4 separate regions of the Homo sapiens genome follow, and all the other regions are linked to region 1. The links are chromatin loops, found by intact Hi-C in ENCODE. Cell type or tissue: B cell. All regions are shown on one strand.

The links. A loop is a pair of places that touch in the nucleus more often than their neighbours do. Peaks named below come from ENCODE experiments on the same cell type or tissue, not always from the same donor. Only the 100,000 strongest peaks of a DNase experiment are listed, where the experiment ranks them.
Region 2: a loop joins it to region 1, with 2.6 times the contacts of the local background. A loop is called at or near these places in 2 of 110 quality-filtered maps.
Region 3: a loop joins it to region 1, with 2.0 times the contacts of the local background. A loop is called at or near these places in 2 of 110 quality-filtered maps.
Region 4: a loop joins it to region 1, with 2.5 times the contacts of the local background. A loop is called at or near these places in 3 of 110 quality-filtered maps.

What each region holds. Positions count from the first base shown.
Region 1 is chr3:188,581,527-188,584,026 of GRCh38, reverse strand. All of the region lies in intron 6 of LPP (LIM domain containing preferred translocation partner in lipoma), which reads right to left. Among named protein-coding and RNA genes, the nearest start is that of LPP-AS1, 14 kb to the right of the region's middle. In B cell, no CTCF peak of the experiment used is centred here; DNase peaks (open chromatin) are centred at 1,486 and 2,046; H3K4me3 peaks cover 795 bases; H3K27ac peaks cover 2,500 bases.
Region 2 is chr3:187,973,701-187,976,200 of GRCh38, reverse strand. The region is part of intron 1 of LINC01991 (long intergenic non-protein coding RNA 1991); the gene reads left to right. Among named protein-coding and RNA genes, the nearest start is that of LINC01991, 1.5 kb to the left of the region's middle. In B cell, CTCF peaks have their summits at 1,173 and 1,372; DNase peaks (open chromatin) are centred at 510, 1,260 and 2,111; H3K4me3 peaks cover 1,130 bases; H3K27me3 peaks cover 678 bases.
Region 3 is chr3:188,748,058-188,750,557 of GRCh38, reverse strand. The region is part of intron 8 of LPP (LIM domain containing preferred translocation partner in lipoma); the gene reads right to left. Among named protein-coding and RNA genes, the nearest start is that of MIR28, 61 kb to the right of the region's middle. In B cell, CTCF peaks have their summits at 1,117 and 1,317; a DNase peak (open chromatin) is centred at 1,347.
Region 4 is chr3:188,438,167-188,440,666 of GRCh38, reverse strand. All of the region lies in intron 4 of LPP (LIM domain containing preferred translocation partner in lipoma), which reads right to left. Among named protein-coding and RNA genes, the nearest start is that of LPP-AS1, 130 kb to the left of the region's middle. In B cell, no CTCF peak of the experiment used is centred here; a DNase peak (open chromatin) is centred at 1,366; H3K4me3 peaks cover 1,694 bases; H3K27ac peaks cover 2,500 bases.

The DNA of each region.
Region 1 (2,500 bases):
ATTTGTAGGATTATGGGGGAGCAGGGGGCAGGGATAGAAATGTTGCTTTGCTGAAACCAAGACATCAAGAGGAAAGATGAGAAACACAGAACTTTGTGGTCAAGAGAAGGGACTTGTCCTGGGGCTTTCCCTCCTTGTAAAATACCAATTAATTTGATTTTGTGAAGAAGCTCTCTAGAAGCAGTCTGGTTCCTAGGGAGAAATTACAGAGGTAAGAAAATTCTATTTTATGATACAGAAGGAAAGATGGGATCACTTTGTTGTATGTGCACTGGCGAGACAGTCACACTATAAACATTCATCAAATATTTACTGAGTGTCCGATCTCTGCTAGACACTGTGCTAAGCTCTTGGCAGCTGAGACTAAGAAGTTTAACAACGCGGTCCGGGTCAATGGTCATCGTCCTCATGGAACTTAAAATGGGTGGAAAGAGGTTATCATTTGGGAGAGGCAGTGAGATAATGATCATTTGCAGGGTGGAAGGTGTAAGGATTAGGAAGTTCAAGGAGAAAAACACAGGAGAACACAGCAAGGACATTTAAACTAAATTATACCAGAGGAGTGTGCTGAAAATGTCTTAAGGGAAATGGCGTCTATGTTGAGACAAGGCAATAAAAGACTGAGGTAGTGAACAATGTTCCAGGCTAAAAACAATATCATGTGACTCTCCAGTGGTGGCTCAATGTCTCTGGGGATCAGAGCAAAGGCAGTGTGTGACTATAGCATGGTGCATAAGCGGGGTGGGAATGAGATACTACACATCTTCTTCATGTATACCAGAGAGGTATGCAACATCTAAAAAGAAAAGTTCAATTACTGTTCCTATTTCGCACGTGGAAAACAAACCAAAAAAGGTTATTTTGTCCAAGATCACATAGTTATATGAGATTCAAACTCATTTCTATTTGACTTCAGAGCCTGTTTTCCTAATCACTGTCTTATACTACAGGAATAAGGAGATAACATATTAGACAGGAAAGTAATACAGTCAGACTTGCATTTTAGGAAAGCCTTGGTGGATAGATTGGGGCGATGGTGGGGAAATGGATACAAGGAAACCCGTTAGGGGGATATCACCAATGGTCCATGAAAGATGATGCTGATCTGAAATCACGTACCGCAGCAGAAATGAGGAGAAGTAGAAAGATTGTGAAATATTTAGGAGGTAAAATTGATAATAAGGGAAAGAGAGGGCTTAGAAATAATACCTAAACTTCTGGCTTAGGAAACTGGTTAGATGGTGATGCCACATACCGAACAACATTGGAGTGGAAAAAATTCCTGAGAGAAGTGGATGAGTTTATTTTGAAAACATTGAGGCTGAGATTTCTGCAATACATCCAAATGCACCTGAGCGATAAGCAGTTAGAAACAATTGAATCTGAAGAGCAAGTTTACTGAAACAAATTTATATCATATTGTAGAGCTGATAGTTGAGGCCATAGTAGTTAAAGGCTCTCTTAACCAAATGTGGGAAGTGAAACAAGAGCAGGCCCTAGGAAAGACACCCCTCCCCAAGCCCCACCAAAGGAAAACAACATTCAAGCCCAGGCACGGTGGCTCATGCCTGTAATCCCAGCACTTTGGGAGGCCGAGGTGGGTGGATCAGTTGAGGTCAGGAGTTCGAGACAAGACTGGCCAACGTGGTGAAACCCCATCTCTAATAAAAAGAAAACAGAAAAAAGAAAAAAGAAAAAAAAATTAGCCAGGCATGGTGCACACCTGTAGACACAGCTACTCGGGAGGCTGAGGCAAGAGAATCGTTTGAACCTGGTAGGCAGAGGTTGCAGTGAGCTGAAATTGCGCCACTGCACTCCAGCCTGGGTGACAGAATGAGAGTCTGTCTCAAAAAAAAAAAAAAAAAAAAAAAAGAAAAAGAAAAAGGTAAAACGACATTCAAGGAGAGGGAGACGAAGAGCCACTAAGGAGAGCCCTGAAGTGAAATTGTTCAGAATGGTAGGAAGAAAACCAACAGAGTGTGGTGTGCAATAACTGTGAAAAGTTGGCAAGATGGCCTGACTGTGCCACAGATTTACATAAGGGCAAGTACAAAAGGGAAACTCTGAAAAAAGCCTACCGAAAGAAGGTCATGTGTTGGAAGAGTCGGCTGAAGTATTGAACCACAGACTGTAAGTTGGATAATAAAGGAAATATAAGAGACTGGTGAGGAAAAAGAAAGGTAATAGAAGGTAAATATGCTGAAGAAAAGTAGAATAGGAGTTACCTGAATGAGAGAGAGTGCTGGAAGAATGAGGGGTTGTGTTCCGAGGCTGGTTTTAATTTTTACGATTTAGGAGGTAAAATAGAGCGAAGCAATGATAAGATCCAGGGTATAACCAGGGGCTGTAGAGGCTGCAGCTGAATGGAGATGAGAGTTACAGATGAGTGAGTTGGGCCCTGAGCCTCCCAACAGGACTAACAGCCTGGGTAGTGGCAGGAGAGAGTTGAGCCACTTGTCCTGTGGTCAATGAGTAAAGTCCAGGACCAGGACATTAATGA
Region 2 (2,500 bases), 610 kb after region 1:
TCAGAGCACCCAAAAGGATGACTACTGCAGTGCAAGACTATTTATGTCTGCCTCTTACATATCCCTCCGTGTTCTCCCCCAGGAGGCCTGGGCTGTGCTGCAGCTCCAAGGAGGCCTGCATATATCATCACTCCCTAGGAAACCAAGGGGTATGGCAGAAACCGAGCTCTGGGATCAATTATACTGGTAAAACTACAAAGGCAGGGGGTGAGCCAGAGTGTTGTGGCTTAGGAACAACTTGCTGAAAAAAGACTTGATGTTCCCAAGTAGAACCCTGTGGCCCCAGGGGAGGTGACCTCGGCTGTCTGGTCAACCAGCCAGAGTGCTAGGTCTCAGAAGCCAGGACACACCTTCCGTTCCAGTTGACTCACTTGAGTGGCAAATTCTTTTCTCCCTCACAATCCTCTCATCTTCAAAGGGAATTCATTAAGCCCCACCATGCCATCGGCACTTGGCCAGGTGTTATACTGGCCCATTAGGTGGACACAGGCCGTAGCCCCAGGGAGCATGCCAAATGAGGTGGAGGGTGGCAGCTGTGACCTAGTGACATCCCCTGAGGTGGTTTTGCAGCACCTTCTATAAACCCTCCAGCTGTTTCAAACTATTTGTGTGGGGCTTTCCACACAAGCTGTGTTCTCTCCCGTCCCCTTGCTTTAGTTCACTCTTTTCCTTTTGCTTGGAATGCTCTTCCACTCTATCTGTCAATGCACTCAAATGCCCACTCCTGGATGGAGACTTTCCTGGCAACCCCAGGCAGAATTAGCCACTCCCAATTCTGTGTATTCTCATAGCACTCTGTATCATTAATATAGCACATGCCAATCTGTGCTGGAATCATCTGCTTATATGTCTGTCTCCCTAATGGACTCTGAATTCCTTGAAGATGCATTCTGCGACTTATCCATCTTTGTTTCTTCAGCAAGAATTTGGTTGGTGCTTAGTAAATGTGTGCTGAGTTAAATGCAGAAAGGGACACAGCTCATGATTTTATCTGATTTTACCTTGTGGTATAACTGGAAGCAGGTCACGTCTGTCTGAGTTTTAGTTTCCTTTTCTGTAAAATGGGTGGGGGGAGGATACATTAGAAAATGGCCTCTAAGAGGTTTTCTGGCTCTACTGTCTATGATTTTAAAATTCTAGTCTCCTATTGAAAAACCGAGAGTTCATCATAACTCTTTAAAGACCAACATGTTTTCGTTTACATGTATCAAAGAGCCTGATGTTCCCTTCCCACCTCTAGTCTGCCACCTATAAAAAAAGTTGTGTATTGCTTAGCAGTTTGCAAATTTTCTGACTGAAGTTTCAAGAGGTTTGTGGGATTGATTGATTACAGGAAGCGTGTAAATTTTATCTTCCCTGGGGAATAAAATTGTGGGACTAATTGATTCTTTTAAAGGCTTGTATTTTCTGGTGATTTTGTCAGCCTGGGTACATGTGGAAAGGGGTCTTGTGTAGCTGCTTGTGGCATCCCTGTGTCTCTCTTCTCACCACAATGCAGGCGTCACTGCACGTGCCACACCTAGTAGTCTGTGTCCCATGAGGCCCATGCTTTTCCTAGGCTACCTCTCTGCCCCTTGAGTTACATGTTTGGAAATTCCTGCATGGATAGAACTGAGTACCCCTCGCCTTCTGAGAACATATTTACAAGGTGCTAATAACACCTAACTATGATCTTAGAACTAGTCTACATGGTGAGTCAGACGGGGCTTATTTTCGACCCATTTTTCAGATGGAAGTAAGACACAGGGAGGTGAAATGACTTGCATGAGGTCTCACAGCTAGGAAGGTCTTCTGGACCTGGCTTAATAAAACCCAATGTTCTTAATTTCATCAACTCCTTTAAAAATTACTTTGATTGCTGCTTTCTTGATTGGCTGCTCTCAGGCCTCTTGGCTGATGAAACCAGAGGCAGGTGAATTCTACCAGAAGGAAAGAAGGGGTTCTAACCCACTACTGATTTTGTGGGACAAAGTGGCTGCATTCATTAGTGAAGGGGGAAGTCAGATTAGTTAAAACTGTCCATTTGGTGGTTTCTATCATTAGCATCTCACTATGCCAGTAAATGAGCTGTTGAAGCCTGAAGTAGGGGCTCCTCCTGAAAGCTCGAGAGGATTCCAAAGCTGCTGGGCTCCGTGGAGGAACATCCAGGAGCACATGGTCTCCATGTTCCCTTTTTTAACTCTACAAAGGCAGCTAAGAGGGAGCGCAACTTGTTACTGCACATCTCTGAGTGTCAGTTTTTCTATCTGTGAAATGGGGATAATAAATCCTCCCTAGCTTACCTCAGAGGATGGCTGTGAGGGTCACATATTATGATGGAGGTGGCAGTGCTCTAGAATCTGAAAGTGCAGGGCAAAAATCAGGTAATATCATTTGCTCTTGTTATTATACTTTTTTTTTTTTGGGACTGAGATTCACTCTGTTGCCCAGGCTGGAGTGCAATGGCACAATCTCAGCTCACTGCAACCTCCACCTCCCGGGTTCGAGGAAATCTCCTGCC
Region 3 (2,500 bases), 170 kb before region 1:
AGGTTCAAGCAATTCTCTGGCCCCAGCCTCCTGAGTAGCTGGGATTACAGGTGTGTGCCACCATGGCTGGCTAATTTTTTGATATTTGTAGTAGAGATGGGGTTTCACCATGTTGGCCAGGCTAGTCTCAAACTCCTGACATCAGGTGATCCACCCATCTCGGCCTCCCAAAGTGCTGGAATTACAAGTGTGAACCACCACACCTGGCTTGGATAGTAAACCAATATGCAAAGGAATGAGTATTTCTCCAATGATCATATTACCCTTTCCATTTTAGAAAAGATGTGTGCTATGATTTGAATTGGTTCCCTCCAAAATTCAGCAGTAGATATTGTGATTTTATTAAAAAGTGTTGATCAGGCCATACGGGCTTCTCTGTCATGAATGGGATAAAGCCCTTTGTGAAAGAGGCTTCATGCGGCATTCTGCTGGCTTGCTCTTCCACTGTCTGCCATGTGAGGAGGTAGCACAAAGCACCATCCTGGAAACAGAGAGTAGCCCTCACCAGAAAACCAAGCCTGCTGGTGCCTTGATCTTGGACTTACCAGCCTCTAGAACCGTGATAAAATAAATTTTCATTCTTTATAAATTACCCAGTCTCAGTTATTCTGCTATAGCAGCACAAAATGGATGAAAACAATATGTGACTAATAAAAGATTTTGTCCATACAGTACCTGCCTCCATGGGAGATACGAATTTAGAATATAGAACAAAAAGGGGAAAATAAAAATTATAATTAGCCTAAATTAAAATTGTGATATATAAAGACTGAAAATAAATTTGCAGATTCACATAAAACTTCATAATTTCTATATTCTCATATGAATCTTATAATAACTAAAAGCTAAATGAGACAATTATCATCTTCCCAACACATGAGTTAACATAGGAATGACCTTGTACATGACTTGAGAAGTAGGTAGCAGAGTTGCAACTCAGCCCAGTCCAGTGATCTTTGAGCTGGACCATACCATATTACCTGCATAAATGGAACTGGCCCCAAAGATGGTGCTATTCTCCCCTGACACTACTTCCTTAGGAAGCCAATTCATCTTACTCGGGATTCTGTTTTACCGTTTAGTAGCAAAGTATCCATAATACATTGTTAAGAGGATTTCAAGGGTCATAGGACGTGTAGAAAATTTAGAAAGTAGCCATTCCAAACTCTTCATTTACAGACTCTATAACAAAGGGTAAGAGAGAGGCAATTCATTGATTAAGATGTCATAGCAAGCTGTCAGGAGAGATGAGACCTGAGAGCCTTTGGGCTCTCAGTGTAGCACTCTCTCAAGATGCACAGAGCTATCTCCCAGGTGCCCTACCTCAAGTATCAGTTTCTTCCCACTAGTAGGCGCTGTTGCCTGATTGTGAGGAATTTCTCCTTCTACCTAACAGTAGATTTTCATTGTAATTAGGAGTATTGCGTGGGACACTAAGTCTACAACATGGCTTCTGTATGACTCCAGAACAAGGTGAACTCCATTACAATTGCAACCAGTAGAGTCATGCCATTTCTCTCTGAAACACTGTGGTGTTTTGGATTTGTACATCTCAATGTTCTGGAAACCAAAGGAATGGCAGTAGGACATGGGGTACTGAGTGGGTTCTGCAGAGCTGTGTTGAGGCAAAAAAAAGTCAAGGCTCTGGTCCCTGTTTGACCATAGCTGGTATAAAATGATTGCTTTATACGTTGGTATTATCTAGAACATTCATTTAACAGAAACTTTCCAGTTTGGCTTTGTTACTTCTTCGTCTTATTATTATTATTACTTTGAGACAGAGTTTTGCTCTTGTTGCCCAAGCTGGAGTGCAACGGCACAATCTTGGCTCACAGCAACCTCTGCCTCCCGGGTTCAAGTGATTCTCCTGCCTCAGCCTCCCGAGTAGCTGGGATTACAGGCGCACGTCACCATGCCCAGCTAATTTTTTGTATTTTTAGTAGAAACGGGGTTTCACTATGTTAGCCAGGCTGATCTCAAACTCCTGACCTTGTGATCCACCTGCCTCAGCCTCCCAAAGTGCTGGGATTACAGGTGTGAGCCGCTGTGCCCGGCCTGTTGTTTATTATTTTTTTTAAACACCACAGACTACTCAAGTAGTGGTAAATCTGTGGATAGAAGAATTGAGTTTTGATTCAAGCTGCACCACATGTATGAACTGTGACTTTGAGTAAGCTATTTTACCCATTTGAGCCATAGGTGGAAGAGAAATAGTAATCTCAGCCCTAGGTACCTCAAAGTATTACTGACAGGATACAAACATACATTCATATATATATGTATGTATGTGTATATATGTATGTGTGTGTGTGTATATACATGTGTGTGTATCCTGCCAGTAAAATAAGTATACACACATACAAATAAAATGCAAAGAATTCCTCTAAAATAAACTGCTGTAAAATAAATTTTCTTATGAATATCTATAAAAATCACCAGTACGATGGAGCAGATGTACTTATATATCTGGGGCTTCCATCAGCAATGACATTCTAAAAAA
Region 4 (2,500 bases), 140 kb after region 1:
TTTCAGGAAAAATCTTGTGACTTTAATGTGACCATGAATTGACATCTAAGGGAAAGAGTAGCATAATTTTTACTTAATGTTTTGTCAGCAAGCATGCAAGAATGTCAGATGTAAATAACCGAAGCAGCATATTTACATCTGGTTTCCTATATTTAAAAAGCTGATGTGAAATCCTAGACTGCATGTCTCTTCTCTATCAATCATGAAGGACTACAAAAAAATCCTAGAAGGAAATGCTACTGCTTTGTAAGATCATTTATTAATGATAACATTCAGTAAGTGCTTACTAAGTGCTAGTCACTACTAAAAAAAAACTTTAAATATAATACTTAACCTTGACAACAACCTAGGAAGTAGAAATGGTTATTATTCTCTTTTTTACGAAAGAGGACACTGAAAATCAGCAAAGTTCACTAACTTTTCTAAGATCACACACAGTTAGCATTTACCAAACATACTAAACAGCTGTCATTCATCTGGCACTGTGCTAGGAGACCAGGAAGGTTGGGGAAGGTGAAAGGTAGAAAGGAAGACATTTCTGATCCAGAGATGTGTCACACACTGGTTTTAACCAAAGAACTTGCAGAGAAGCTAGGACATGAACAAAAATTTTGATAATCCAAGGTACAAAAATTTAAGTACCACGAGAATGCACAGTTAAGTTCCATCTCCATGTTTATGTGTATGAGTGAGGGTGGGGGCATAGATGAGATAAATTCCAGACAAAACAAATTACAGAATTAAGTGGAATAATCCTATCCTGCACAACTTTAGACATGTCGGTTACAGATTGATTCCTTTAGGACAGGCCCACAGCCTATGTATTCTCTGAACTTGTTTTCCCTGTGGTTAACTTGGTAATATAGTGAACAATAACTAGGATAGAAGGTTCCCAAGGGCAGCTACCATGTCTGTACTGCATCCTCAGTGCCTATGATGGTATCTACTACACAGCAGTGCTAAGACATACGGAGTTATATGTTGAACAAGTTAAAATATTCATTACTTAATTAAACATTGAGCAAAATAATGAATACAGAAACATAAAGCCAGGTATAAAAGAAGTATAGACTCCACTGGACTTCATGAACTGTCCCCAGGTTTAACTTTGCAAATCTGAGTGCCAAGGGACTTTTGTTAGACAGCAAGTGGGATTTCTCTTGAGTGAGACTACACTAGTTACCTAACTGGTCAATTATCTCGAGACTACCAAGGAGCAAAACATGAAGGTTTGTTTTACTCTCTGCCAAGGCAGGAAGCACACAGCGAAATACAAAAGCTGTATTTTCTAGAACTCTCTTGAGAGCTGTAAAGTAACTCATTTGCAGAAGTCGCTGATTTTGTACATGGGGACTGGTTGGTGAGATTGAGGAAGCGAATGATGGTTGACTTCCTGGAGTGAGTCACGGCTGTAACCCCCTTTAACATTATTAATAGAACAGAGGGAAAATTTCCAGGAAACACCAATTACCACAACAACCAAAATAGAAAAGGTGGCTGGTGACTTAATCACCAAACTTTAGGGGAGACTACTCCCCTTTCTTTATCAGAAAATGACAATAATAAATCAAACTAATACATTTTGAAACTAGTGTACCTGCATGTTTTAACAATTTGCAGAGTTCTTTAATCCTATACTAAGATTTTGCTCTAGCAGAATGACCATACATACTCTGCACTAACTACAGTTGAGCCAAAGTTTTGAAAACATGATTAGACCTCCAAGAAATAGACATATGCATTCAATGATTCATTTAGCCATTATTCCTTGTTTTAAACTTTAAATCAATAGGTATTTAATGGGAACCTGCTATGTACCAGAATCTTATTCTCTAAGAAACAAAGAATTAAATAAATGAGGTAACAACTATAATAAGTGTCCTATCCTCTGCTCACCATCGTAATTCTCTTCACGTGGTTTTTACGTTATAGTGACATTAAGGCTAAGAGATTAGTTCTGTTCTATAGCCTCAGGAAGTGTAAAAAACCTTAGGTCTGCCTAATAAGTTCAAAAACCTATGAGATTCTAGTCCTGTTCTGCAGGTATGCCATGCCTGCCTCCATAGTTTAATCACCTCATAAATGGGAAGAACAGTGTAGTTACTACACGTGTAAGTAAGCTCTGGGGCCAGGTTGCCTGGGTAGTACTACTTAATATGGGACTCAAAGCAAGTTATTTCACTGGTTGGGGCCTCAGTTTCCTCATCCAGAAAATGGATATTAATAATAGCACTACCTCATAATATTATGAGGATTAAATGAGACTGTGTGTGTGTGTGTGTGTGTGTGTGTGTGTGTGTGTGTGTGTGTGTAATGCATGGAATAGTGTCTGGAACACAACACCTTAAAATGTTTTACTAGTATTCTCATTATAATTACCACAGCTACTCTAAGATTGGGCTTTTTCATTAGTCACAGGAATATAATCAGTTCCTCAGTTACACAGCTATGACTGGTCATACATTCTAACCAACCTGTCTGTTTGGTCAGTTATGATCCA